Regions from separate parts of the Mus musculus genome. Here regions 1, 3, 4, 5, 6 and 7 are each linked to region 2. A link is a loop called in an ENCODE intact Hi-C map of the cell type or tissue named here. Cell type or tissue: heart. All regions are shown on one strand.

Region 1 (4,000 bases), 62 kb after region 2:
AGATACTCAGTTGATGTGTTGAATTTGTTGATAAAATGCCATCCAAGAAGAAATGTCCTGTCTGTGGCTGGCATAGCAAGACATGGGCTCACGTGGTGAGGAGACGGGAGGGTTGGCCTTGCTTATTATCATTTTAGAGATTTTTCCTCTCATTGCCTCGTTCAGTCATCTTCACCCAAACTGAGCTTCACTTTATTGCTGTGAAATGGAAACCAAATTAACACCAGGCACATTCCACACGTCAAGGCAGAACTGATCTCTGCATCCTTAAAGAAAGTTTGTTCGTGTCTTATGTAGTTTGCTATTTCTCGCTTGGATAGAGAGGCAAAGAACAGGCTTATGAGATAGGAGACCAAAGTGAAGTGCTCTTGATTCAATTACACAGCAAATAGAAATGCCATTTCTGATCTTGGAAAGAATAATTTTGGCCTTTCTATACATCATTATTTGATAAGGACTCAGAAAAAGGTAGATTTTCTGGAACGAAGAGCTGTGAATGCAATTACAGCCTCAACTGTACCCAGCCACAGAGCTCCTGCCTAGCCTGCCGAGGCCTAACTAGGGAAGGATCTTTCAGCATAAGATGAGTATCTGTCCTCCTGAAACAGCCTCTGAACATGTTGATAGCCTGGCTATCAGAGTCCCTACCAGAGGACCTGTGTCTATCCCACAACCTAAAAGAACGAGCCAGTCATTGCCCTCGATGAGTGATGATATGAGGAATTTGTGCAGCTGAGCTGGGCCCAAATATTCCTTCCTTTCTGAATTGTTTAGGGAGAGGGGAAAGGAGAGAAGGGAGGGGGGTTACTGATTTATTTCACCCTGCTGCAAAGGAGTTCCCGTAAGAACTCCTCTCGTCTATAACTCCCTGTCTATAGGGGGAAAAAACGATGATCTTCACTAAAGACCTGAAACACCCCTGGAAGTCATAAACCTCTGGACACAAACCACAGTTTTGCCTCTTGCAAACTTTGGATTAGAACTTGAAAAGGGGGAAAGGATTATGGCTGAAGTAAAGGGTGCTCAGGGGATTTGGTTTGTATCAACACAAACCCCTGAAAGGCAGCAGGGAACAGAGGCTGCGTACTCAGACCTGGAAGTGCTTTTCACATAAAGATACCTCAGATGTCTGTGAAACTCTGCCTTGGATTACACAGGGATGAGGGTGTCACCCCATAATCCCACTAGTGCCAGAGGGAACATGAGAATACAAGAGGCAAAGCGGTACAGAAGACTGAATACGGGCAGTTCTTTTTTCTTTCTTCCCTTTTTGAACTAAGCCACAGTACTTAGAAATTCTAAGTATACCCAAAGCAAAGTTATTCTTTGGGTTGAGCTATGAACGGAGCCAGTTTTTATATAGCTTCCAAAATTTCTCCAGTTTAGCTCACGTTGCCAGAATCTGTCCTTCCAGACTGATGTGTCTAATAGCTTGTGTCGGCCACGGATACAGAATCACATTGTGATGGGTCCCAAAGACTCTATCAGAGTATGCTGTGTTCCAGCAGCAGCTCCGGCGACTCCTTCCAGCTGGCAGTGCGAAGGGGTCATTAGCAGAGGAGCCTGGGCTCCAGGTGCTTGAGAGACACTCATGGTGACAGCAGTTGGGGGCTGGTTAACAAGTGGAGCATTGGAGGCTGAGGCAAAAGCTCACTGGGTTAAAGTGCAAGTCTCTGAGAATCAAGGAGACCTCAGTTCAATACCCAGAACCTACATAAAATGGCTGGCTACAGTGCTGTGCTCTTGTAAGTCCAGAGCTGAGGAGTTACAGACCAGTGGATATTTGGGGCTTGCTTGCCATCTACCCTTGGCTAATGGACAAGCTCTAGATCCAGTAAGTGACCGTGTCTCAAGAAAGCACACTAATTGATCTTGTGGGGGATCTTCCGACTGATACCTTAGGTCGACTTCTACCAGGTACCCCACACACGTACCCCCGTGCATACATGGGGCACACAAGATGTTTGTGTGGTTGTGTGTGCTTGAGTAATAACTAAAATCATTTTAGGCACAAATTCAAACTCTGAGAAAGTAGCTGTTATCTTTCTGGAATCGTGAGGGTTGTTAGGTAACAAAGGCAGAAGAGAGGCAGGGATTTTAGGGGAAATTAAAAGTCTGAACGCTTCTGGCACAGGTAACAAATTGGGAGGTGATTAACTACATTAAATGAGGATTTGTCACAGAGTTTCTTCAAACAGGCCATTTCCCTTGTCACTTGAAGTGTTTGATGAAAATTCATTACCCACGGCACCTCTTAAATAAAGCATGATCTTGCCTATTGATCGCAGCTGATTTACTTCATTATGGGCAATTTTTCTCAAATGGGATTCACCCCTGCAATATTAATAGGCTACCTTGACAATACCTTATCTACATCTGCTTTGCGCTGCTACAACAGAGTGCCACAGCCTGGGTCATTTATAAAGAGCCAGTGCTTTGCTTCAGTTCAGGAGGCTGGAGAGGCCACAGTGGAGGTGCTGGCATCTGAGGGAGGGTCCTCCCCATGGTGGAGGGGGAACGGGTGACAGAGGGAGGGTCTTCCCCATGGTGGAGGGCGATTGGGTGACAGCACATGTGCACATGCACACACGCACATATTCACACATCTGCATATGCATGCAGGTACATGCTAGAAGGGATCTTGAGAGGACTGCAGCCAAACGTATGTATTCACCGGAAACCCACCCACACCATCACTAACCCACAATGCCAGCATCAAAGGTCCCACCTCCCAACACAGCTACACCAAGGATTTGTTTTCTAGCACTCAGACTTCAGGAAGCACAGCAAAGGCATAGCACGGCTGGAAATAAGATTAGCCTCACTCCAGTCTTCTGCAAGTTACAACTTTGTGCAAGCTGTAAGTGTGCACATGTGTTGGTAGCCTGGCGATGACTGGGTTTCCATTCTTTACCCAGGGACGCGACGGTATCATGGTTCCCACTTCCTTTGGGTGGCCTGCATATCCGTGACAGTGTTGAGGACCCAAAAAACTACAACACAAGGCCTTTCCTGTATCCCTGCTAACAAGGAGGGTTGTGCTGAACACAGGTTCAATCCACAGCTTCCACCTTCCCCTCAGTTCCATCTCGGAAAAAGCTGGATATTCCCAGAGAAATAACTTTTGTCAGAAAGAAGGTTAATACTTAGGGGAACTGAGCTTCAACAAGGGGAATCACGTGACTCAGGAGATCTGGCCTTGAGGTCCACACCCCCTAAGCTACAAATGTTGCTTCTGTACTTCTAGCCTGGAGCATGCAAGCCAGTGACAAGCCTAGCTCTCACTTAGATGTCCTTAGAAGGTGGAGCTCATCAGGTTCTAAGCATAGCATCGTGGTGCTCTCTTCAAACCTGAAGTTTAGGAGGCCGTTAGAGAGGAAGGAAGAAAACTAAAGGATGACATCCTAATGCTCCCAAGAGGTAGAGGCAGACAAATCTCTGTGAGTTCAAGGCTGGCCTGGTCTACATTGTTTCAGGCTAGCCAAGGCTACTTACTGAGATCCTGTCTAAGTAATAATAATAATAATAATAAATAAATAAATAAAATGAGTACCTTGTCTCAGTATTTCACTTGTCCATTTGACTTGCTTGCCTGCCCCAGTCTATAGCACATTTGACAAATGGACAATGTATATGAAGCGAAGCCTGATGCCCTAAGAGCAGAGGGCTTTGCACACAGCAAGGCCAAGGGGAGATATTAAAGATCTACATTCAGGAAGGAAAAGAGCTGAATTTTTGGAAAGACTTCTTGGATGCGAAGCAATCTCTCTCTCTCTCTCTCTCTCTCTCTCTCTCTCTCTCTCTCTCTCTCTCCCTCCCTCCCTCCCTCCCCCTCCCTCCCTCCCTCTCTTTCTCCTCCTCCCTCCCTCCTCCTCCCTCTCTCTTTCCTTCCCCATATTGTTTTGATACCTGGGTGCCCTGCTAATAGCAGGCACCACAAGCACCACTGTTGAAGTAGACCAGCCAAAGGTAATCTGACAAATGATGTTTACAATTTCCA
Region 2 (4,000 bases):
TGAATTAGGGAAAGCCTGGAAGAAGTTGAGAAGGAGGGCGACCCTGTAGGAAGACCAGCAGTCTCAACTAACCTGGACCCCTGAGATCTCTCAGACACTGGACCACCAACTAGGCAGCATACATGAGCTGATATGAGGGACCCAACATGTATACAGCAGAGGACTGTATGCACCTAACTCTCAAGAGACTGGAGGCCCCAGGGAGTTTAGAGATCTGGTGGAGGGGAGGGGGAGGTGGTGACATCCTCCTGGAGACAGGGGGATGGGGAGGAGGTATGGGATGGGGCACAGTCAGAGGGTGGGCTGGGAGGGGAATAAAAAAAATTAAATAAACTTTTTTTTTAAAAATTAAAAAGAAGAGCACCAGCCTTAAAGAGTGTCACTACCAAGCTCTATCCATGTGTGGTTGCAGACTCTGTGACAAGCAAAGCCCAGATGTCCACAAGCTTCCTAATCACACAGGTTGGCTAGACACGGGAAGGACATGAGGCCAGAAGGCTTCCGGGAATGTGTTTAAGACTCTGCGTCTGCCAGTTCTTCTAACCAGGGAAGCAGGAGAGGCAGTTCAGCTTTTGCTTGCAGTATCGTTTGCTTCCTATACCGACAGGAATCAGTACATGTATAGAGAAGAAGGACAATTATGAGCCCAGTGTAGTCTATTGCGAAAGTACTGCCAAGATCTGGGAGTGGTGCTGGCGAGGTGAGGCTGAGAATTGGCCTGGCTGCTGCTAAAGTGATGAACCCAGGCTGAGAGAGAGCGGGTCCTGTTACAAGATGGAAGACGACACACCAAACGACAGGAAAACAGTTCTGCAGAGCTGCTGAGGGCACCAAATGTTCCAATGCCTTAGGAAGGGTCCCTTTTCTCTTACAACTGTCAGCTCTAGTGACCAGGGGCCACCAGGTTCAGACTGCACCAAGCTGAAGGATGTGGCATGCAGCCCGTATGAGGACTATGAATGTCTGAGGTGCAGGGGGCGCAAAAAGAATGAAATGAAAGGCCAGGTCTGACTCCACTTTGGAGAAGCCCTGATCTTTGGGGAGGCATTCAATATGGAGAAGGAGCCCCCGGTGAAAAAGATCTGATTACCCTTCCCTAACTATAAGGCCTGGGCAAGCACTTAAACTTAAAGTTACTTCCTACCCAGAAAATGAGGATACTTGCCTGTATGAGGATACTACGGGAAGTAAATGACTTGGGTAGTATGTGAATGTACATTGTCCAACACATAGCCTATTGCCATTTCTCAGAAATTATTGTTATCTGTTATTATTGTTTATTAGCACTAATTATTATTACATAAAACTTATTTTATTATTATTATTACATTGTTTTCATAGGCCTGATGTACAAACAATTCTTACAAACTATATGAACATGACACATTCCTTAATTTCTAATGCCTTTGATTTCTTACCTGGGAAATAGTAAGGTTTATGTCTCTGGGTTAGTAGAAGGAACTTTAGCATAGTAACTAATCAGACGGCTGGTTCAGTTATCTGGGGATCATATATATCACCTGATAGTGGTATTTCTTCTGGCTAGGAAGTTGAATAGGCACCAGGAAGTGCGGTGAGAGTTTAATGTACACAGAAGGCTGTTTGCAGAAATGAAGGGAAAAGGTCTTCATCCCATACTTGGAAAGAAATGTGTTGATTCTCTGAGGTGACCTCGAGGTCGCCTCTCTAAGGGTAAGGAGTTTTCATAAGCGACCTAACGGCAGGGACCCACTCACACTTTGTTTTGCCTTAGCTTCCAGGACAGTGCAAAGCTCCCTGAGCTGTGGCTGAATCCACTAAAAGCTCAAGTCTAGCTCCCGCTGTCCAGCAGAGGCCGCTCTGGGCCGGGACTCCTGGGACCTGTGCGCCAGGAGAGAGAAGGCCAGGGGGTGGCCCTGTCCTCGCAGGAGGGCCGGGTGGGAGGGGTTTGGCGACGGCGCAGGCGGGCCCTGGGCTCAGGCAGCTGGGATGGAGCAGAAGTGCGCCTGGCGCCGCAGGGCACACAGCTGACTCTCCGCGCCACCTCCACTTCGCCTTGCGCCGCCAGACACCGAAGCTGCCTGGACTCGTCGCGCCTGGCGTCCCCGCTCCTCCCGTAGCCCACCCGGTCCGAAGAGGAGCTGCCGGTGCCCCGAAGCACTTGGTCAGACCCAGGAAACTCTTCTCTAGTCGCATCCAGCTCGGTACCGAGCACCAGAGTAATATGGTCTGCAAGGTGCTCATCGCCCTCTGCATCTTCACCGCAGGTACTTGGCGCGGTCCTAGGAAGAGCGGGGCATGGGGGAGGCAGCACAGGGTCCGGCTGATGGGAAGAGGGGCGACACCAAGAAATAAGCCACCACTGGAGGGTGGTAGGTCTGCAGGGGTGTGCGCACTTAGATTTGAGGTGTGCGGTTTTGGCAGTCCTGGAAGGGAGGGACGTCTGGGTCTTTGCTGTGGCATCCTGGGCCCCCCACAAATTCGTTCTCTGTGAAACAGGTGGCCGGCTAGCTGGCGCCTTAGAACACAGAATTCCGCACGGAGAGGAAAGGTTTCTGTGGTTTCTCCTTTGCTGGGGTCTCCGGGGAGCACCTGCTACAGCCCCAGACATCACTTCTTGCCAGTGGTTTGTCCGGACGTGGGATACAGAGGCCAGGCAGGGGTCCGACAAAGCTGCTGCTAGGAGGGCTTCATCATGGAGTGCGCTCAACCCGACTGGTTAGCGCTCTGGGACTTAGAGGTCTCTGGAACTCCGGGCGTCCCTTTTACTTAGGCTCAGGGATGATGCGGCACAAACAAGTCACAGGGGCAGCGGCCCAGGTTAGGGTCAAGCTTATGATCATTGTTTGAAGATTGCAGGTCTACTGTGGCCAAGAGCCTTCCAAAACTGTGGCCCTCTGTATGAAACTAGTAACTTGGGTAAAAGTAGGATACACACCCCCTTTTGCCCCATCCGGGTCTGTCTATCTATCTCACCCGGGTCTAGGGACTACTTGCAACCACGACCTTGGGCATTCAAGCCAAGCCGACCCGCGGGCTGCAGAGATGAAACCAGGCACCACCTTCTGGAGTTGGGTACCTAGGTTTTTGTCCAGGAAGAACGTAGCCCAATAAGGACTATGGATTCGGGACTATACTCGGGGTCTGAGGGTGGGCGGGGGAGAGTAACCCAAGAGAGTAGTCCGGTCTGTTTATCCAAGAATGCCCCGAAGCCTCCTAGTACAAGCTGATTGGAGATTCAAGCTTTAGTCCGTGTGTTTCCCCTCTTGAATTGCCTGGGTTCCTGTAAATGTGCCTCCCCACCCCCACTCAAGGAAAGTCACAACTCCTTGAAAAGAAGCTAGAAGCTTCCCTGGGGCTCTCAGAGGATAAGACAGTTTATGGGAAAGTTTCCCAGCTGAGCCAATAGCCTGATGGTGTTTTCCCTACATGCTAATGTCTGAGAGAACCTTTCTGCTCCGGGATCTGCAAGGTCTGGAGACCTGCCTGCGGATCTTTCTGGAACATTCGGCTTCCGTGGCGCAGCCCTCTTGAGAGAGGAGCCCTTAGATATGAAAGTGCAATAGCCTTCTCAGCTGGATTGCTGCCAAAGGTAGTTCCCTGGTCCTCAAAGGATAGATGTTTACAAACGGATGCGGAAGGGAACCCATTCAGGAAGCCTAGAAAACATGCACTTGGCTAATGGATAGATTTTGTTTGCTGAATTGATTTTGCCCCTTTATCCATTTATTTATGTATTTATGTATGTATTTATTTATTTCCTTAATATTTTTGAACATCTCTGTTCAAAATCAAAAGCTGGCAAATCAAAAGCAAAAACGGATTAATCCTAACAAGAAGCTCGAATAAGATGATTTACTGACTAGCTGACTGACTGATTGATTGATTGATTGATTGATTGACTGATTGGCGCATGCTTGATTGGTTGATTCTCTAGTCTTACTGTTCAGCTGTTTTCTGCTGAGAGACAAGCATTGCTCAATCCCCTCCCCCAGAGCCAGGTGGCTGCTGTTTCAGAGAC
Region 3 (4,000 bases), 110 kb after region 2:
GCAGTCTGTTCAATGGGGAGGAGGGAACCAGCTGCAAACTGGGGGTTGGGGGAAGTTTTATTTCCACTTTTTCTTTTTTTAACCTTGAGACAGAGCCTAATAGCGTCCTAGCAGGTTTTGAACTCACTACGTAGCCAAAGCTGGCCTTGAGCTTCTAATCCTCTATCACCACTTCAGAAGTGTTAGCATGATAGCCAAAGACCACCTAGGCATTACTGACTAAATGATGAATGTATACTAAGACTGGGTTGGTTTGTTTAGTTGTCTGGCTACCAGTAACACAACATCAAAGACTTGCTAGGGGTTCTTAAGGAATGGCTTCCAAACGTGGAACAAGCCCCTTCTATTGATTGTTCTGGGTGACATAATCTGAATATGCATCCCTCAAAGGCTGTGTATTGAGGGTCTGGTCTCCTGTCTGTGGTACTACTGGAGGTTATTGTGAGATCTTTGTGAAGTGGGGGTCCAGTAGAAGGAAATTAGGTCATTGATTTGGGGGGACCCTTCTCTGTCTTGGGATTTTCAGCTGCAAGAGGTGAGCGTCTTCCTCTGCTTACCACTCCCATCACTGTCCCATGAGAAACAGGACCATGGGCTGACACCTCTGAAAACATAAACCAAGGCAAAGCTTTTCCTGATCAGCTGTTTCACTCTGACAAGCAACGGACCCATGAGTCGTGACCTCTTGAAGACCTACCTTGGGCACAAAAGCAACAGGAGATTCCTATTTGATGTTTCTCAGGCCCTAAAGATACCTTTCTAGAGGACTTAATTTCAGTTCCCAACACCCTTGATAAGTAGCACACAACTGCCTATAACTCTGGCTCCAGGGCACCTGACACTTCCTTCTGGTTTCTTTGGCCAACTGCACTCACATGCACACACACACACACAATTTTTAAAGATAGCCATTTATAAACAGTGAAAAATAAAAAAAGATAACCATTTCATAAAATTAATGATCATAAGATAAAACAAATACATAAATAAAATAAATAAATTGTTGAGCTATTTAAATTTTTTAAAGGCTTTCCTGAATGGAGATAGTAAGAACGTGCTTTAAATTTAAAAGTAATCAGACGCCTAATGAGAATATATAGCTAGGCTAGGGTGCTGACTCAGTCAGCAAAGTACTTGCTGTGTAAGCGTGAGAACCTGAACCTGGTTCCCAGCACCCACGTAAAAGCTGTGAATGGTGGTGATGTCTGTAACTCTGGAGCTGGAGGTCAGGGACAGGGGGATCCTGAAGGTATGCTGGATAGTCAGTCTAGCAAAAATGGTTCATAGAGAGTCAGAGGACAGGGGGAAAGAAGGGGGAGGAGGAGGGGAGAAGAAGAGGAGGGGGGAAGGAGAAAGGGAGAGGAGGAGGGGGAAAGAGGAAGATGAGGAGAAAAGGGAGGGGAGAGAGAGAGAGAGAGAGAGAGAGAGAGAGAGAGAGAGAGAGAGAGAGAGAGAGAGAGAGACCTTGTCTCCAAAAGTAAGATGAAGAGTGATAGAGAAAGATACCGGACAACAACCTCTGACTTCCTCCTGCATTTAAACACACGTAAGCACACACAGGTACACCCGTAAACTAGACATTAACACACAAAGAATGTGTAGCATTAACACACTCTTTTTTGTTTTTTTGTTTTTGTTTTTGTTTTGTTTTTCGAGGCAGGTTTCCCTGTATAGCCCTGGCTGTCCTGAAACTCATTTTGTAGACCAGGCTGGCTTCGAACTTGCATTAACACACTCCTAAGTTCTAATGTCCAAATCAATATCTTTCCTTATGTGACAATTTGTCAACACTAAATCATGATCTTTTCAAGTATTTAGTATCCAATCTAAAACAGTTTACACATCTACAATTGGATAGTTAACATTTGAGCTTTGTGAGAGAGCACTGAATCAAAAGGCACTGGTCTTGTGGAAGGAAAGCTTCAAGAGGTGACATCGCACCCTTAAAGGATCTCATCTTTGTCCAGGGCAGAGCCAGCTACATTCACTTCACCAGAACATCTCACTGCATGATAACAGCATCAGTTTGTATCAACAAATGCAGTCCGTTTCTCTGTGAACCAATAAACTGAGTGGTTACAATACATTGGGTAGCTGAGATGCTGGTGGGGCTTGTCTATGTTAGCTTTAGAGGTCATACTCCCTTTCTCATGCAAATGCTAAGATGTGAAGCTTATTCATCAATACACTAAATCTGTCCACATGCTCAGTGATGGATAACATGAACTAGCCTTCCCGATAGTTTAAGTTTAGTTACTGTCAGGGTTGGGACTCAAACCAACTGTCTGCCATCAGAGCTCTTTCCACACAAGAGACTAAGCCTAACCCTGCCACCTCCTGCTAACACGGGACTTTCCAGCCCTTGAACCGGCCCCCCTAAGCTATTTTGAGCAATCTCAAGGGGTCTGGCATGTGGCCAACAACAAGCCTGGTCAGCTCCCCAGCACATGTTCCCTTCCTGGCACTGTCACCTTTGTGCTAACTCCTGCTGTCTGCCAAGCTATCTTCTCTAGGGGGAAACTACTTGCCCTCCTGTACTGAGAGGACACCAGCACAGGGCCGTGGGCTCTTGAAATCCAGTATAAACTTTTTCGTTTCCCTGATATCCATGGGAATCCTATCTGAGTCCCCAGCAGAGTCACTCCTGATACTACCCAAAGGTACACCATTGTGTCAGCTTGTCCTCCCTTAGAACAGTAATGATACTGTTTCCTTACTTAGCACCTACCATGAGCCACATACTGTTTTTGAGCACTGGATTCGAGCTTAACATCCCTGTGAGGCAGATATTATTAATATCTCCCATAGTATGGATGAAGAAGCTAAGGGCCAAACGTGTTATTTTAGAAAAATAGCCTGTGGACACAGGTGGCAGGGTGGTCAGGCAGAGGAAGTGTTGACCCATGGTCTTCAGAATCGATGCTCTGTGGCCCTTCCAGGCAGAATCCTCATCCCATGACAGATATCTGGGTACCTGTACTCTGCCAGCCATCAGACAGGTCTACCTATGTGGGATAGCCTGCAGCTAGAGCTGGGTACTCAGCATGAAAGCAAGGTCCTCCCTATAGCAAAGGGTTCTACAGAGGCCCTACACAGTAATTCTTGCTCTTGGCGATGCTTTGGGTCTTTTGAAGGCAGCACAATCCCCAGGGCTGGTCACTTGGCAGTTTCTGTGGTGTCTCTGCCTACATCCTATTCTTGTGCTCAAGGTCACAGTGTATTTCTACATAGAGTGGAAACACATATAGTAACACAACACCTCAGGCTAGGAACGCTGGGAGGAGGTCCATTTTGACTCACACTTCTTGAGATAACATGGTCAAGGCGCCACATTGGGTGATAACCTTCATACTCAGTCTCGCCATCTCATAAGGTATCATATGGCAAAAGACAAGGAGTGTGTGTGTGTGTGTGTGTGTGTGTGTGTGTGTGTGTGTGTGTTCTAGTCTCTTCTTCAAAAGGCAGCAACATTCAGTTATGAGGGCTCAATACTAGTGACTTCCTCTAATCCTGATCACCTCCCCTAGGCCCTACCTAGAAACATAGACAGATTGTGTATACTATCACTATACAACGTCATAAAGAGGAGTAAATCTCACCATGGGTTCTGAAGGGCAAATCCGTTGGGGTATAATAGTTTGGATCTCAAATGCTCTGCAAAGGCTTGCCTGTTAAAGCTTGACCCCTAAAATTGCACTTTAGAAAAATGGTTGACTCGAGACTCGAGCCCCGGGCTACCTTGCCAGCAGAGTCTTGCCCAACACCCGCAAGGGTCCACACAGGACTCCCCACGGGACCCTAAGACCTCTGGTGAGTGGACCACAGTGCCTGCCCCAATCCAATCGCGCGGAACTCGAGACTGCGGTACATAGGGAAGCAGGCTACCCGGGCCTGATCTGGGGCACAAGTCCCTTCCGCTCGACTCGAGACTCGAGCCCCGGGCTACCTTGCCAGCAGAGTCTTGCCCAACACCCGCAAGGGTCCACACGGGACTCCCCAC
Region 4 (4,000 bases), 340 kb after region 2:
CCTGTAATGAGATCTGATGACCTTTTCTGGTGCATCTGAAGATAGCTACAGTGTACTTACATATAATAAATAAATAAATAAATAAATAAATAAATAAATCTTTAAAAAAAAAAAGAAAGAAAGAAAAAGCCACATGGAAATCTACTACTGTAATCAGAATTTTGTTTTTTTTTAATACAGAAATATTATAAGAACATGTGTCTGTTTTAATCCCAGGCATAGGATAGGGGCTGCTTCAGATTGTCCACAGCAGCTGACTGTGATTGCCTTGTGCTCTAGCAGAGGCATGGTTTTGCCAGCTGCAGATAGTTTATGTGAGTGTGAGGCATTTGGAATCCCGAGGAATCTTCAGAAGGTATATAAATGCTAGAGCCCTGAGAGGTGGTGGGTTGCTGGTTGTTGGTTGGTTGCTGTTGGTTGGTGTTGGATGCAGTTTGTTAAGTAGTCAGGAGTAAAGAAGAAATGGGAAGAAAATGAAATTAGATACTCTGATGGTGAAGATCAAGGAACTGGACAGCCCTAGTCAGAAGGAATTAGTCTAATGGTCACATCTTTCCCCCTCTATCTTTTTCCCTCTCCCATCTAGTGTTAGGGGATTGAAGAAGGATGAAGAAGGATGAAGAAAGGTGGAAGGAAGAAGAATCCACAGAGTAGCCAAAAGTTTGGCTACATACTAATTTTGTGCTAACTAAAAACATGATCTTTTCCTCCAATGGAGTTTCTATTTTGATTTAAAGAAGAGCCAGAAACATATACTAAGAGTATGTGTTTATGGGATCAGGAGATGGCTCAGTCATTAATATGAGCCATAAACTTCATCTTTCAAACATCTTGAACCTTTGTCATATTCAATCAGAGACTGCATAACATAGACATCCATTCTTCCCTTTTAAACTCTGCATTCTTTCTCATAGCCAAGAATGTCCAATGCAATGAAGTGAAGCAGCCATCTTGCCTCCAAAAACGATGATGTCTGTGTGCTCAGAATTATAGGATACTAAGATGAAAGAAGCCAGGACCCTAAATGCCAACTCTAGATTCACTTTTATACACTTTTAAATTCATAACTTAAAAAATAAAATACTTACATAAATCATACTTCATTGTGATTCCTGTTACTCATCGATGAGTAAAATCTTATCTGGTACATTTAATATGTAAACCCCAACTAGACCTAATTCTATCTAATCCCTCTAATCCAGCTTGAAATAAAAGCATCAGATAGGCAAAGAAACACCAATTTGTTCTATGTGTGGAATAAAGACAGACTATTCTGAAAGCAAACTTGTCATGGATCTTAAGTCTGAAACTACAAATGGCTGGGGACAGCTGGATCAACACAGCTGAAGAACAAATTCAGTAATGAGATAGAATCCTTCTCGGCCACACTGAAGTACAGAGCCTGCACACAGCTGTGCTGGTCCCCTCTGCTGTAATAACATATCACCTGAACCGAGGTGTCTTCAACAGAGAAATGTGTTGCCACTGGCTGAACTAGACATTGGGATGCAATGACAGAGCTGGACCCTTCTGAGGGTTGTGAGGGAGATTCTCTCATCTGGCTTGTTTCCTGGCAACCCTTGACCTTCCTTGGCTGGTAGGTACATCACTCTCATCCTATTTCTGTGTCCCTATGGCTCTCTCCCTGTGTTGTGTCAATGCTCAAACGCTTTAAATATGAAGAGTAGATCTTGCCATGAACAGAGCAAGCCAGATGAGAAACACCATCCAGCAGTCATCTCCCTATGATATTCATAGCTACTCACATTCCGACCTAACTTCCTAAGAGCAAAAGAAAATAGATGTGACAGCAGGGCCTAGTTTTCTTTAATACAGTGAAAGAAAAAAAAAGATACATTAATGGAAGAAGTTTGCAGTTTGGGGCCAACAGTCTTCCTCAACAGCAGGCAGCCATGTGATCCTTGAACTTGACTATTCGCTGTACCATTCTTGGTAGGATGTAGGCTCCAGGTGTGAGCCAGTGCTCCAGCACTACAGACCGGGAAGTCTCCTGTCCATCCCCTGCCTGTTCCCCACCAAAGAAGCATAACACAAAGAAAACCATTGCTTGGGGGAAGAGAAGTGTCAAATCATCTATAGGACTTTGAGGCTGGTCTCTGCCTGGTGTGGAGCAGAGTTGGAATGCCACCCTATTCTAACCACAGCCCAGTGACTGCAGAAGAGAGAGGTAGGATGACACTGGCCTAGGGTAGAAGCTTGTGGGATAGAGCACTCTCATCATTCTTTCTAAACACTACAAGAGCAGAGTTAGGGCAAACCTGAGCTTAAGTCACCCTCTAGTGCTGAAACAGCAACAGTAAACCAGAGGCAGAGGAGGTGAGCAGCTGAGGAAACACTAGCTCTAGCTGCAGCTCCTGGGCGGGGCCTGGTTAGTTCCAGCCAGTCAGAGCAATCCCGTACTCTTGCTGGAGGATGGCTCAGACATAGGTGCCTAAGGTATTCCAGCTGAGACGTGAGGAGACATTTGTCACTAATGTGGAAGAACACCCTCCTTATTCTCTTGAGACTCCTGTCTTCCTCTCATTGGATGTGAGTAGGAAAACAGATGCAAGAGGCACAGACACAGGTAAGACGGAACCTGATCCCCACGGCTTCGTTAACCAGGGCTTCCAAGATAATCAAGGCCTGCTGAAAGGCCACCTGAGAAGACGTTGGCAGCAATCCCAGTGGTGGCAGAAGCCAGTGCCACGTTGGACACACTGTAAGTCTGTGGATTCTTCATGCCTTCAGTACTTCCTAGGGGGGGATAAGAGGATTGAATCTGAGGTCCAAATCCAGCTCAGCACGCATGTGATGGGACCCCAGACCCTGCTGTTTACGCTCTGCTTCCGGCTTTTTTCACATCCAAAAGCTAAGCTAAGTGCTGTGAACTTCTGTCTAGTGACAGTATCAGTCCCTCCTGAGAAACCCCGGTGGAGAAGGTCTGTAAAGGGAGTTGGCTTTGTCTATCGTGGTCTTTATCCAATGATCTGCAGGACTTTGGCTGAGATGTCCCTTGTGCCTGTGACTAACAGAAGCCAGCAGTGCTCCTATTATCTACAACCCTATAGCAGTGCTGTCATCAAGATGAAGTGACTTGGTGTGACATAGAGTCAGCCCTGGGTAGAGGTTAGGTCTTGTTCCACACTTGGTGCCTGTCACCATGCCCTCACCCTGACACAGCTATCTACTTCCTGTATTGCTCAGATCTGTGGTTCAGCTAGCAGCAGCAGCTCCGATTTAGGCTGCTTCGTGTCTTTAACTTGCCTGGCTCTAGAATGTACCATTCACAGGCCTGAACCTTAATAAGTGTCAGCTGAGCCATGTGGCAGTTAATAAACTACTTCTATAGATTCCATTACCTGCTCAGAAGAACTGCAGAATCTCACCTCGAATGGAGCATGGATATGGGCCACAGTGACTCCCATCTTTACGTGTGCAGTCTAGATTGGTCTTTTTGATCTCTTAACCTAGTTTAAATATCAAACTTTGAAGTGCTTAAGTAATGTAAATAAGTCTTTGTTCCCCCCCTACTCCAACACCCCCCCAAACTTTTGAAATCCACACCTTCATTAAGTGGAAGCCTTTTAAAACACACTTTGTGGGATAGAGAGATGGTTTGGTTGTTAAGAACACTGACTGCTTTTCCAGAGGACCCAGGTTCTCAATTTCAAACACCCACCACCATCTGTAACTCCAGTTCCAGGGAATCCAACTCCCTCTTGTGGCCTCCACAGGCATTGGGCGTGCGTGTGGTGCACAAACACACACGTAAAACATCATACACATAAGACAAAAGAAACATTTAGAACATAACATAGTGTGATGATTAGAGTTTTTTCCCTCAACTTGAGACAAGCTAAAATCATCTGGGAAGAGCAAACTAGAATTGAGGGGCTGCCTCCCTCAGATTGGGACACTGCCTCCACCAGACTGTAGACAAGTCCGTGGCAGCCTTTCCTTGATTAACAATCGATGGTGGGAGGACCCAGCTCATTTG
Region 5 (4,000 bases), 600 kb after region 2:
CTAAGCTTCCAAATAGCTCAGGGTTCTATTCCTAGCACCTACAACAGTAGCCCCAAAACATGTGTAATTCCAGTTTCAAGAGATCCACTGGCCTCTTTTGGCCTCTGAGGGCACCAAGCACGAATGCAGTACACAGACAGAAGTGCACAGTAAACACCCATACACATAAAAGTAAAATTAAAATTAGGAAATAAGCAGAGCCGGGCAGTGGTGGCGCACACCTTTAATCCCAGCACTTGGAAGGCAGAGCAAGGCGGATCTCTGAGTTCAAGGGCCAGCCTGGTCTACAGAGTGAGTTCCAGGGCAGCCAGGGCTACACAGAGAAACCCTTTCTCAAAAAACAACCAACCAAACAAACAAACAAACAAAGAAATCAGTAGAAAGCAACAGGTTAAAAGATAACCTAAGTCTACCTTTAGCATGTGTAAACACCCACGCTAATACGTACACACAGACCACACACACAAATAAAGACTTAACAAAAGCCCAGTAACTAAGTATAACTTTTTATTGGAGAAAAATGTAATAAAAGACAGACACAATGATACAGACTCTGATCCCAGAAGAAACAACACATTGACACAGGTTAGATCAAAGAAAGCCATTAGGAAACCGACGAATGAGAAGCCTTTCCTAGCTTCTTTATAAAGATTCATTAGTGTTAGGATTCATTATAAACTAAGGTTTAATGAACCAAGTTTTTAAAACGGAAGATTGGGCCTTAGTCCTGCCAAACATCCGTTAAATCCGAATTTGTTCGGAGCACAACTGAGTTGAGTGAAGGAAGATCTGGGATCCTACACTAAATGCTGAATCTTGAAAATAAAAATGTAAACATTCTAATTTAACGAATTAGCTAATTGAATTTTACTGCGACTACTGGCTGCTTTCCAGCAAGTGTATGAGTGAGATACAAATTTACTTCATAGTAAATTCGAATGTATACGCAAGCCAAGCCTCATTTACTGAGGGGTCAGGACTGCCACAGTTTCCCTGAAAGGAAGAAAGCATCCCTTTCTACTTCAAACCAAAACACTAAAGGCCCTGGAACCCTTGGGAAGGCCGTGAAGACTGTTTCCCGTGCCTTGTCCCTTGGCTGAGTCTTGAGGAATCAGCTATCTACCTGTTATAGACAGTTTTTATCAATTTGACCCAAATTTAGCCATACCCTGCAAAAGAGAAACTCAATTTTAAAATTACTGGCCTGTGAGCATGTCTGTGGGACATTTGCTTAATTGCTAATCCCCGTAGAAGAGCCCAGACCACCAGAGACAGTAACATCTTTGGGCAGGTGGGCTTGGGTTATATAAGAAAGGTATGAACTGAGCAAGCCAGAGGGGAAAGACCAGTACACAGGTTTGTATTTCAGTTCCGGCCTCCAGGTTCTCCTGCCTTGGCTTCCCTCAGAAGTCAAGGTGCTGATTACAGCAATGGAAAAGCAAGCTAGAACACTAGCTATCTCCCTCTCTGGACTTGGTTGAGAAATTTTACGACAGCCCTTAGCAACACGGCTGGCAAATGACTTTTACATGACAGGAATAAAAAGCCAGTCTTCACAAAGTCCAGTAACGGTCAACAAGAGACACTCCTCGCAAGCCGAAGATGAACCTGGCGTGTACAGCAGATGACCAACAGTGACGTCATTCACAGCTGCTCTGGTTCAAGTCTAGCAGCCAGAGCCCAGCACTGTGATTGCTGAGTCTTGCCTTCTGGTCCACATTTAGAGGGGAAACAGTGCCTCCCAGAGGCCAACATGAAAGAGCAGCAGTCAACGTAAGACAAATGGCAGGAGAGGGAACAGACATCTGCCAGAATGGAATCACTTAATATTATGGTCCAGGTTATGCCCTCCATGGGGATGGTCTCCCATCCTAGTACTAACTAAGCCGGAGCCTGCCTAGCTTCCAAGATCATATGTGATTGGGCATGCTCGGGTGGACACAAGCACAGACTGTGGGAATCATTTCTACAAAGTTGAAGCGTGTCGTTTCATTTTTATTTAAAATGTGAAGGTTCCTTTTTACTGTTCACTCTTTCTTTTGTCAGTGTCATCTGTCCCATGGGCTTCCAACCTATTAGTCACAATGTACTGCAGTTCTGTCACCTCACCCTGGATTCGAACTTGAGGAAAAAACAAATCAGCTCTGATGACCTCTGGCTTCAGTTTTAAGCTAAAAGTAGCTGAGGTAGTCTGTATGGGAAAGTAAAAGCAAAGCTGTATTGAACATCTCAGCATATGCTGGCCTTGGGCTAAGTGTGATGCACAGCCTGCTACTTCTCTTTTAAGACAGCTTATATGAATGACAGCTCAAAAGAGCTGGTCTGGGCTAAGCTTTAGGCCACTGGAAAACCCAACTTGAGAGACCAAGAGGGCAGGAAGTCAGTCTCAATCTCTCCTTGTTCCCAAGGGTTCTGGCATGGTCACTTAGCTCTGAGACACTATAGAGACAACTGAGGAAATTCTCTGTCTAGGTGGATCCCTGATCCTACTGGTTAGTTCTCCCATTTCACAAAGATGATAGTTTAGCTGGGAAAGTAAGTGAAGTGAAGATGGTCATTGGAAGCAGCCAATAACTAGAGGCTGAAGTGGAAAAGCAAGGGGGTGGGGAACAGGGTGCAGGCCAGATGGAGAAATCCCCCATCAAACCTTGGTCCTTGTGCTCTGTCACCTGTCACAGTTACTTACTGCCCTTCTTCAATCATTTCCTTCTCCATGAAAAGGGCTGAGGGCTACAGACACAGCTCACTGGTATAGTAATTGCCTGGGATGTGGGAAGCACATGTTTGATCCTCAGTTCCCAGAAAACAACATGTCAAAGATGAAGCCAGACATAGTGGCTCATAATTATCATTCCAGCACTTAGGAAGCTGACACATGAGGATTATCACAATCTTAAGGCCTACAAAAGAATTCCCATCCAGGCTGGACCACAGTGACACCTTGTCTCAAAACACAAAGAAATAGACAGAAAAGGAGAAAGCAGGTAAGTTGGGGCAGCTGAGGGAGGCAGTCTACATGAAGAGCTCAGGACAGAAGTCAGGAGTAACTAGAAATGATACCAATTAGTACTGCATTCACATAAAACTGATGAGTCCAAAACATGTTCACTGTACGATAGATACATCAGATTAGGGCTGGACAGAAGGCTCAGCGGTTAAGAGCACGGACTGCTCTTCCAGAGGTTCTGAGTTCAATTCCCAGCAACCACATGGTGGCTCACAATCATCTATAATGAGATCTGGTGCCCTCTTCTGGTGTGCAGGCATAAATGCATACAGAACATTGTATACACTATAAATAAATAAATCTTTTTTTTAAAAAATCTAAAGATAGATTAGACTAAAAATCCTCAGATCTTTACATTCAAAAACTAACAGAGGAAATGATAGCAGGGCTTATGATTGGACCCAGATTGCCAGGAGGATGGGGCTGAGTTCACAGGGAGCTGAGCTCTGAGCCACTGCTGAGCTTGGAGTGGGGCCTACATAGGCAAAGCAACTGTAGGCTTTATAGTAGAGAGGCCAAGAGTCCAGAGAAAGCTGATCACGGAGAGAGAAATAGCATTGGATTAAGCAAAAGACTAGGAAACTACACACAGACAGACATGCAGGCACTTGCACATGCTCCCACTTCCCGTACATACTACAGAACCCAAAGGCTGCCATGAGCACTTCCTGACTACATCCCTGAAGATGTCCCAATATGTCACAGTCGCCCCTTCTTTGACTTGAAGGTCCCTCTCGATGCTGTTTCTTCCAACAGGACAGACACCCAAGCCTCACAGAACTACTTCACAAGAGAAGAAGTGTCAGAAAGCCAGGATGGACGCCTGACTGAATATGGAGACGCATGCAGAAAAGTCTGCAGAGCCCTGATCCTTTTAAGAGGGTCAGAGGTGCCGGGGCGTGGTGGTGCACGCCTTTAATCCCAACAACTCTGGAGGCAGAGGCAGGTGGATTTCTGAGTTCGAGGCCAGCCTGGCCTACAAAGTGAGTTCCA
Region 6 (4,000 bases), 490 kb after region 2:
AAAGGGAAGACACACACATTCCTTCCAAATAAAATAGTTAGGGATTGCTGGCAAGTGCTTTCAACCCTTCAGGAGACTTAAAAGGAACCTTTCTCCGTTTCAGTGCAGATTCAATTTCCCCTTCCGTGTTTTTAGAGGAGAAGCTGGAATGGTAGCTAGAGACAGAGAAGCCCATGTCTAATAAGCACACAACTTTAAAGTTTCTCAGGCTTATCCTAGCAACATTAATCACTTTTTAATAATGGGGTGGGATGGGGACTGGAGAGATGGCTTGTTGTTCTTACAGAGGACTTGGGTTCAATTTCCAGCACCGTGTGGTGACAAACAACTGTCTATAGCTCCAGTCTCAAGGGATCTAACGCCCTCTTCTGGGCTCTGTGGGCCCCAGGTGTGAATACGGCACACATACACACGTGCAGGCACAGCACCCATATACAAAAACTAAAAGTAAGTATTTCTTAAAACTCTGAGTCTAATCCTCTTTGCAAAACCCCTCTGCAAGGCCAGGTCAAGACATATGTCTACATGTGAGGAGTGTGGCTTAGTGCCAGAGTCCTCCCTGAAGAATCAGGACATTCAAGAGCCAGTGCACAAGAGACAGTCGTTCCCTGTATAGTCTACACATAATGAACATTTTAACTTCGGAAATGCCTTTTGCACTTTCCTTCACTCAAAGGACCGAACACTCTTCTGCTTGGGACAGGAGTAGCTGTCAGGAACAGCCATAGAAATATGTTTTAACCATGGTTTAAAACCCTCCAGTCTCCATATTACAGACACTTCCCTCTTTTTCCACCCCACACCCCCATGCAGGTGTCATCAGTGTCTTGTTTTTCCAGACTTTTGTTTTAGGACATGGAAAAAAACTTCTGCTGTGCATTTTTTAAAATTGAGACTCTTGGTGGACAGGTGACAGCTGTATTTGCTAACTGCCTTCAAAGTTGAGGCTACATTGTACAAACTAACAGTCCAGGGAGAGAGCCATGGTCAGCGTGGATTCTCTTTCCAGTGTCCATTCACTATAAGGACCAACTTACATTCTACCTCTGCTTCCATGTCTCCAGTCAGGTCTGAAGATGTTCACAGCCTGGTAAGACTGGTACTCTCACATGGTCTGCTCAGCATCCCTGTCACTCTGCCTTCAGGCACCCCCCCTTTCCCCCTCCCACCCCACCCCCCAGCTTCATTTTGGGAAGGAATTGACTTTCCTAACCGTGCCAACCCTTCATCTTGTACTCAGAACTCTTGAGCCTGGATGAAGTGTGCTCTCAGTCCTTGCCAGGGAGCACCCCTGCACTGGTGGGTCTTTCTGATGCCATTACAGTATCCCCTGGACCATCCCATGACTCAGGTGGTTAACTTCACCTTACCACACTGTGCCCTGAGAAAAATCAAAAGCATCAACATACTGAAAAGAGTTCTGCAGAGATAGCCCAGTGAGTTAGGTTCCTAGTACCTCTAACTCCAACTGAAGAGGTTCTGATGCCACTCATGTCCACGGGCACACACACACATACACATGTACATACCCACACACAGACTCACACACGTGTACATACACACGTGATTAAATATAATTCAAAATAGAAACTGACCATTTTTTCTGATGCATGGACAAAAGGGAACAGACACTAACTTGTATAAAACTCATCACAAATTGTAACTTTCCCCCTTGGGGTGGATATGGCTTCTGTGAGTAGAACTTTGCTGCCACCTCCTGGAATATGCTTTGGCAGAATACAGCTGTCCAGGACAGAGCCAGCTGCAGTAATTAACTCTTCTTCAGTAACTTCTGCCCAGTCCTGCAGCAGTGACATTATCTCTTCAGTGCAGCAGTGACATCATCTCTTCAGTGCAGCAGTGACATCATCTCTTCAGTGCAGCAGTGACATCATCTCTTCAGTGCAGCAGTGACATCATCCTTCAGTGCAGCAGTGACATCATCCTTCAGTCCAGAAGTGCTTATTTTCATCCTATTTTCTGCCCAAGACCCAAGAGAGGAATTGGGCTCTGTCCTTTCTTTCTTCTGACTAGACTGCATTTCTCTGTATTAATATTTGACCCATAACAATATGATGTAATCATATTATATACAAATATTACCTGCATTTGACATTTCCCTTTATTTTTAGGGGTAGAAAAAAATATCTACAGAGAAAACTCTCCAATATTCAAGACCAAATATGCTTTGATCTCTGTTTTCAAAGCCTTTTATATATTTAACTCATAAGAATTTAGATAGCCACTGAACATACAAAAACAGATTTTAAAGATGTAAAAATACTGCTAACATGAGGAATAGCCAAGAAAGTGTAAATCAAAGAGTTCAGATAAACTGAAATAAAATTTACTAACATATAATAAATTATAATGTACTACAAATTTTATAATTATAAATTATATAATAAAGAAAATATATTAATCTTAGCTAAGGACTGGAGAGCTTGTTCAGTGGTAAGGAGCACTGACTGCTCTCCTAGACCTGGTTTTGGTTACCAGCAGCTACACGCCAGCTCACCACATAAAATTAAGGTAACAAAAACATTAATATGTAATGTAAGAAAAAAATATCTACTTACCTAGATTCTTTTTGAAGTAAAATTTGGCAGAATTACTCAAAACTAAAATGAAGCATACTTTTTTTTTTTTTTGGACATGGTAAGACCATGTCATGTAGGCTGACCTTGAACTCACAGAACTCTCCTGTAAACCTTTTTAGCTTCAAATACTGACTTCTGGAGCCCACCATGACTGTTCCTCCAACATCTACCCTCGCCTTCACCACACTGTAAAGGCTATGCAGTTCTGCAGATATGTTGCTACTAACACAACCCACTCAGCATAATCCCATTTCCCTTTATTTCTGATAATTAAGGGAATAGAATTTAGCAGAAAATCAGTACAGTAGCCATTGACTGAAACTTTGCTTAATGACTAAGGGAACTTCTCATTTCTTCCTTTAGAAGTGGATAAGCAAGCAAGTCAGACCAGGAGTCTATACACCAAAAGCTCACATAAGCTAGTAAAACTTCCTGTTTTATGTGTATGGGTATTTTGCCAAAAGAGGGCATCAGATCCACTGAAACTAGAGTTATAGACAATTGTGAGCCGACAAGTCTGATGGGAAATCTGATCGGATCATGTAGCCACTGGGCCTTCATCTATCTAAATAAATGTTTTACAAATTGTTTTCTGCTGTCAATAATCATAACCATAATTTATGTCACAAACATCACTTGGCTTTCTTATAGATAGCAACCTCTTTAAGCTGTCTAGCCTATCTACACAGAGACTATGGATGGTATCTCCGCCTTCAGCTGCTATTCCTGGTGCTACTCTAGTAGAGAAATACATTAATTAATATGCCCTGCTTCCCAATCCTGAGCGACAAGGAAAAGTCACCACGGCAGTGACACTAGGATATTCTTGTCCACTGACTAAGGCTTACCCTAGTGTAGAAATGGGGAAATGTGGCGACTTGAGATACAATGTTTTCATTTCCCTGATCCTATCTTGCTGACAGAGCTTTCCCAGAATTTTACTGGAATCTTTCTCACTTCTACAAGAAATGATCTTGCGTGGCAAAGTAAATAATGAAAGAATTAGAGAAGGCTCCAAAACGGGGCAGAGTGTGGGGGGAGACAAGTTTCCACAAAAACCAAAGTAAAATGATATTTTTGTTTTGAAGAAAGTTTGCAGTGGGTAATGTATCAGGTGTCCAAAACTAATGTTATAGGGAGAGGAGCTGCAGTAAGGCAGTCTCACGTTACTTCATGCCTGAAGCTAAGAAGAGGGGAAACGTCATACTATTAAAAAGAAATATGGGAACATAACTTTTTATACAAGTAGAAGAGTTAAGGGTTTCTTTCTGAGGTAAACACACTCAACAAAAACGATATCAGAGAGCCAGGTGTGGTGGCACATGCCTTTAATCCCAGCACTCGGGAGGCAGAGGCAGGTGGATTTCTGAGTTCGAGGCCAGCCTGGTCTACAAAGTGAG
Region 7 (4,000 bases), 430 kb after region 2:
CCTCCAGCTTGGGCAGTATTGTAGGAGTCACAAAGCTTACATTTCATGCCTAAGATATGGAACTGGACTGTGGATCGTCCATTACAGTCATTGCAGAGAATCTGAAAAATGAAGAGGAAAAGTTTTAAGCCTTGTAACTACAAGTGACACTGCCTGATTAACAATCACTTGAAAGTCATATGAAAGATGTGAAAATACACGTATGTCTAAGCATTTTTGAAGTGAAAATGTCTTTTCTCCAGTGAGTATTTTAAAGGTTATTAGGATGGCTTTGAATTCATAAAATGAAAATGTGAATCTGAGCTCAGAACACTCAACTTAAAATAGCTCCTAAAAGTATACATAATACAAGCAAGCAAATTAACATGGATATATTCAGATCTTATACTTATCATTAGGCAAACACTTAATATTTAAAAAACAAAATAACACACACGATGATTTCATTATTTTCACTGGCACTCAGAATTTACCTTAATTAATAAAACTGAAATTTCTACAAATTGGAATATTTTGCTTAATTTTTAGGCTTATTATGCCTCAGCAATGAATTCAAAAACAAAACTTTCTAAATCAAAGTTCTGAAGTCAGAGTCTATTGTATATCCCTAAGATAACAAGGACTCAACCTTTTCTGATGCTAAGATTCCCAGAAGGCAAGTGTTCATCTGCAAATAGATCAATATATAACTATGCAGCAGTCTTAGCACAATTTAGAAAAGGACTCTTGGGGCTGGTGAGATGGCTCAGCAGGTAAGAGCACTGACTTCTCTTCTGAAGGTCCTGAGTTCAAATCCCATCCATAATGAGACCTGACGCCCTCTTCTGTCGAGTCTGAAGACAGCTACAGTGTACTTATTTAAATCTTTGGGCCGGAATAAGCTGGGCCAACCAGAGTGAGCAGGGTTGACCTGAGCCCAACAACCACATGAAGGCTCACAACCATCTGTACAGCTACAGTGTACTCATACACATAAATAAATCTTAAAAAAAAAATCCAAACTCAGGTCATTGGGCTTGGAGGTCAGACACACTACCAAATGAGCCATTGTCTCACTCCTTAGCATAGGGTTTCTTTATAAATGCAAAATATTCTAATATTGTGGTGCTGTTTGCACACTCCATAAATACACTAAGTCAGTGCCTTGTACACGTTTAAGGAATGAGCTCCAATGTATGTGAGGTATACCTTCATAAAGCTATTATTCAAAGCAAGCATCTACACGAACACAGTAAACTTCAGCCTCCAGTGAACATCACAACTATCAGATACTATCTAAGGGAATCTTCCATTGTCCTTAGCAACAATTCAACTTTAATTCTGGAAGTTTCCAGAGTAAATAAGCCAGAAAGGTTTTTGGTTTTGTTTTATGGTGCTAGGATCAAATCTAGACCCTTGCACTCACTACCTCCCTCCTACTGAGGTACATATCCAATATTAGAATAATTATTTGGCTTTGTTTCATCCTTGTGTTCTGAAGTATTTGTAGACATTTAGAACATTTGTATGTCCAAATGTTATTCAGACATCCAAAAGCTATTATTTTCCAACTCTGATTTAAACTCAATACTATGCTGAAAATAAGCTACAAAGCAACCCTCTCATTTTTCTGTATGTCAAAGGATAATCTAATTGAGACGAAATGAAGTCTGCAACAGAATATAAAGGGCAGTAAACATTAAAACCCAAAGGTAGTTTTCAAAACACAGCAAATACAGTCTCTTGAAAGAGAATTTTGAAAATTTAAATGAGGCCAAATAAAATAAAACATCAATGATCCACTTCTGACTCTAGCAAGTAAGCTGCCAAAAATTCATAATGAAGTATTTGCCTGCCACCTAGTGTTGAGAGAAACCACACAGAGGTATTCTTAGGGCTTTTCCTACCCTGGTCTGATATCAATATAAAAAAATTTACTTAAATCATTTCTCCCTGCTTTAATTAATTAAAATGGCACTAGGTCAAAGCAGTAATTTTTAGAATCTAAGCAAAGAGGCAAAAGTAAGAAAGGATATCACCAAGAAACCTAAAAAGTTCTCAGCATGGATTCTACTTACGTCAACAGTCACGTTCTGGTATTCGGATGGCATGGGAGTCTGTGCTACCTCAGTATCTAGTTGTCTCCAGTACCGAGTCATGTCTAAGGCAGAATGCATACACAATGGGCATCTGTAACCTCTGCAAGAGATAGTAAGTGGGATCCGCATCAACTCAGGCTCACTAAGAAGACACAGCTCACTAGCACGTAAATCTCCAGAGTATTAGTCTAAAATTCAAGTTAATGTCTCAGGAAACTGAAAAATCTATTCTAAAAAAACCAAATATTACATTTAGCATCTTATGATACTTTTAAATCATATGTCTTTATCCTTTTTTTCCCCCCTTTGGTTTTTTCGAGACAGGGTTTCTCTGTGTAACCCTGGCTGTCCTGGAACTCACTCTGTAGACCAGGCTGGCCTCGAACTCAGAAATCCTCCTGCCTAGGCCTCCCGAGTGCTGGGATTAAAGGTGTGCACCACCAACACCCGGCACATCTTTATCCTTAACTCTCTAAAATAGAGAAGTAGTCAATATTCTTTGTAGGACTATGTCTTTCCCTAAAATTACCAATAAAACTATTCATTAGCTAAGCAATTTAATTTCTTAGGACACTGATGCAAAGAAATGGTTTTTCTAAAACTTATCCCAATCATAGTACTACTTCCTCTCTAAAATTTTTCAAAAGTTGCTCCCTGTCTAGGTATTAATTTTCTGTTCATTCATCAGTGGAATCGAAGCACCTTTCCACTCTTTCCTAGTTCTCATCGTACTGTAGTTCCAGTCTTATAGAAAATTGACTGGTTTTCTCTACAGTTCCCTGCTGGATCAATATACTGAATTGATAAAATTTGGACCCTATTCCTCTGCGCTTTCCCAGTATATGTGGATGGAAAACAAGAGGGTTTGCTGCCTCGAGCTGTGGGAGGAAGGAGGCACAATAGGGACATGGGAGCAGAGTGCAGTCCTGTTCTCCAAGACCCCACGCCCAACTAAACAGCAGTCACCTCTCTCCTCACCACCATCTGTGTATCTACCACACCCACACAGTGGACCTGGCCATCATGTCTGCCCACCCCACCACCCTCTCCCAGAAAACAAATCTTAAACTGTAAGCTTTTAAATCCATCAAAAACTCACTCTTTCAACATTTCTTCATAACACGTTCTGAAAGAAAACAGAGCACGTTTTAGTAAAAGGAAAGTTCCATGATGTGCACACACCTCGAGCAGGAAGAACATCATCTGCTTACCTATGTAGGAGATGCCCACACGGCAAGACGTGAGCAACAACACGGGAGGTGTGAATGTCCTACGAGGAAAGAAAGTTATTAGTGTTTACATAAAGACACTAACAAAGTACTTCAAATTCAAAACAGGAGATTTCCAAAGTGAAAAAATATTCCACACTCACCTCCAAGCATATTGGACAATTCTGCCGGGAAACATTTTCAATACACTGAAAGGAGAATCTTACATTAACAAAAGCATCAAAAAATAAAAATGTCAACTATAACAGCATTAATAAAATACATAAATACAATAAAATAAACTGACTAAAAGAGCCAATGAGATGACTCAGTGGGTAAAGACTTGCCACCAGGCCTGAGGACCTGAGTTCAATCCCTGGAACCAACATGCTGGAAGGAGAAACCCCACTCCAGCAAGTTGTCCTCTGACTTCCACAGGTGAACAACTAAGTTAGAATCCCGGCAGTGGGAGTTTTTATCGTGGCAATATATACAAGGAGATAAGGGAAAACACTAAGCCACAGACGATTCTCTTGTTTTCAGTACAAGTCAGGATCCCTTACTAACATTTAAACAGTGAATAGTAGCTAAACAATTTTTAAAAATAATAAGAGAACATATATAGCTTTCTAAAATAAAAGAGATTAATGCAGAGAAAACTCCTTCAAAAACTGAATTGAAAATTCTAGATTATAATCTCAGCCCTGCCATTTA

Evidence for each region. A loop is a pair of places that touch in the nucleus more often than their neighbours do. Peaks named below come from ENCODE experiments on the same cell type or tissue, not always from the same donor. Only the 100,000 strongest peaks of a DNase experiment are listed, where the experiment ranks them.
Region 1: a loop joins it to region 2, with 2.7 times the contacts of the local background. A loop is called at or near these places in 4 of 42 quality-filtered maps.
Region 3: it touches region 2 in a loop (2.2-fold over the local background); 4 of 42 quality-filtered maps call a loop at or near these places.
Region 4: a loop joins it to region 2, with 9 times the contacts of the local background. A loop is called at or near these places in 20 of 42 quality-filtered maps.
Region 5: a loop joins it to region 2, with 5 times the contacts of the local background. A loop is called at or near these places in 4 of 42 quality-filtered maps.
Region 6: it touches region 2 in a loop (6-fold over the local background); 5 of 42 quality-filtered maps call a loop at or near these places.
Region 7: it touches region 2 in a loop (14-fold over the local background); 16 of 42 quality-filtered maps call a loop at or near these places.

The regions. Positions count from the first base shown.
Region 1 is chr5:91,577,597-91,581,596 of GRCm38, forward strand. The region is part of intron 1 of Parm1 (prostate androgen-regulated mucin-like protein 1); the gene reads left to right. Among named protein-coding and RNA genes, the nearest start is that of Parm1, 62 kb to the left of the region's middle. In heart, no CTCF peak of the experiment used is centred here; a DNase peak (open chromatin) is centred at 1,545; H3K27ac peaks cover 316 bases.
Region 2 is chr5:91,515,712-91,519,711 of GRCm38, forward strand. It overlaps Parm1 (prostate androgen-regulated mucin-like protein 1), which reads left to right and starts at 1,989. Exons shown (of 4, transcript NM_145562.2): 1 at 1,989-2,246. The coding sequence starts at 2,204. In heart, a CTCF peak has its summit at 1,829 (motif pointing right); DNase peaks (open chromatin) are centred at 1,920 and 3,450; H3K4me3 peaks cover 2,383 bases; H3K27ac peaks cover 1,919 bases.
Region 3 is chr5:91,627,252-91,631,251 of GRCm38, forward strand. No RefSeq gene overlaps it. Among named protein-coding and RNA genes, the nearest start is that of Gm36222, 79 kb to the right of the region's middle. In heart, no CTCF peak of the experiment used is centred here; a DNase peak (open chromatin) is centred at 2,430; H3K27ac peaks cover 2,138 bases.
Region 4 is chr5:91,859,311-91,863,310 of GRCm38, forward strand. Gm36357 (a long non-coding RNA gene) reads left to right here and starts at 2,431. Exons shown (of 3, transcript XR_389335.3): 1 at 2,431-2,587. In heart, a CTCF peak has its summit at 2,301; no DNase peak of the experiment used is centred here.
Region 5 is chr5:92,116,344-92,120,343 of GRCm38, forward strand. It overlaps a transcript of G3bp2 not described here. Among named protein-coding and RNA genes, the nearest start is that of Uso1, 20 kb to the right of the region's middle. In heart, CTCF peaks have their summits at 1,750 and 3,261 (motif pointing left); a DNase peak (open chromatin) is centred at 1,658.
Region 6 is chr5:92,001,496-92,005,495 of GRCm38, forward strand. No RefSeq gene overlaps it. Among named protein-coding and RNA genes, the nearest start is that of Gm46915, 14 kb to the right of the region's middle. In heart, a CTCF peak has its summit at 1,717 (motif pointing left); no DNase peak of the experiment used is centred here.
Region 7 is chr5:91,949,764-91,953,763 of GRCm38, forward strand. Rchy1 (ring finger and CHY zinc finger domain containing 1) reads right to left here. Exons shown (of 9, transcript NM_026557.4): 5 at 3,451-3,495; 6 at 3,290-3,348; 7 at 3,178-3,204; 8 at 2,058-2,178; 9 at 1-101. Among named protein-coding and RNA genes, the nearest start is that of Rchy1, 11 kb to the right of the region's middle. In heart, a CTCF peak has its summit at 1,840 (motif pointing left); no DNase peak of the experiment used is centred here.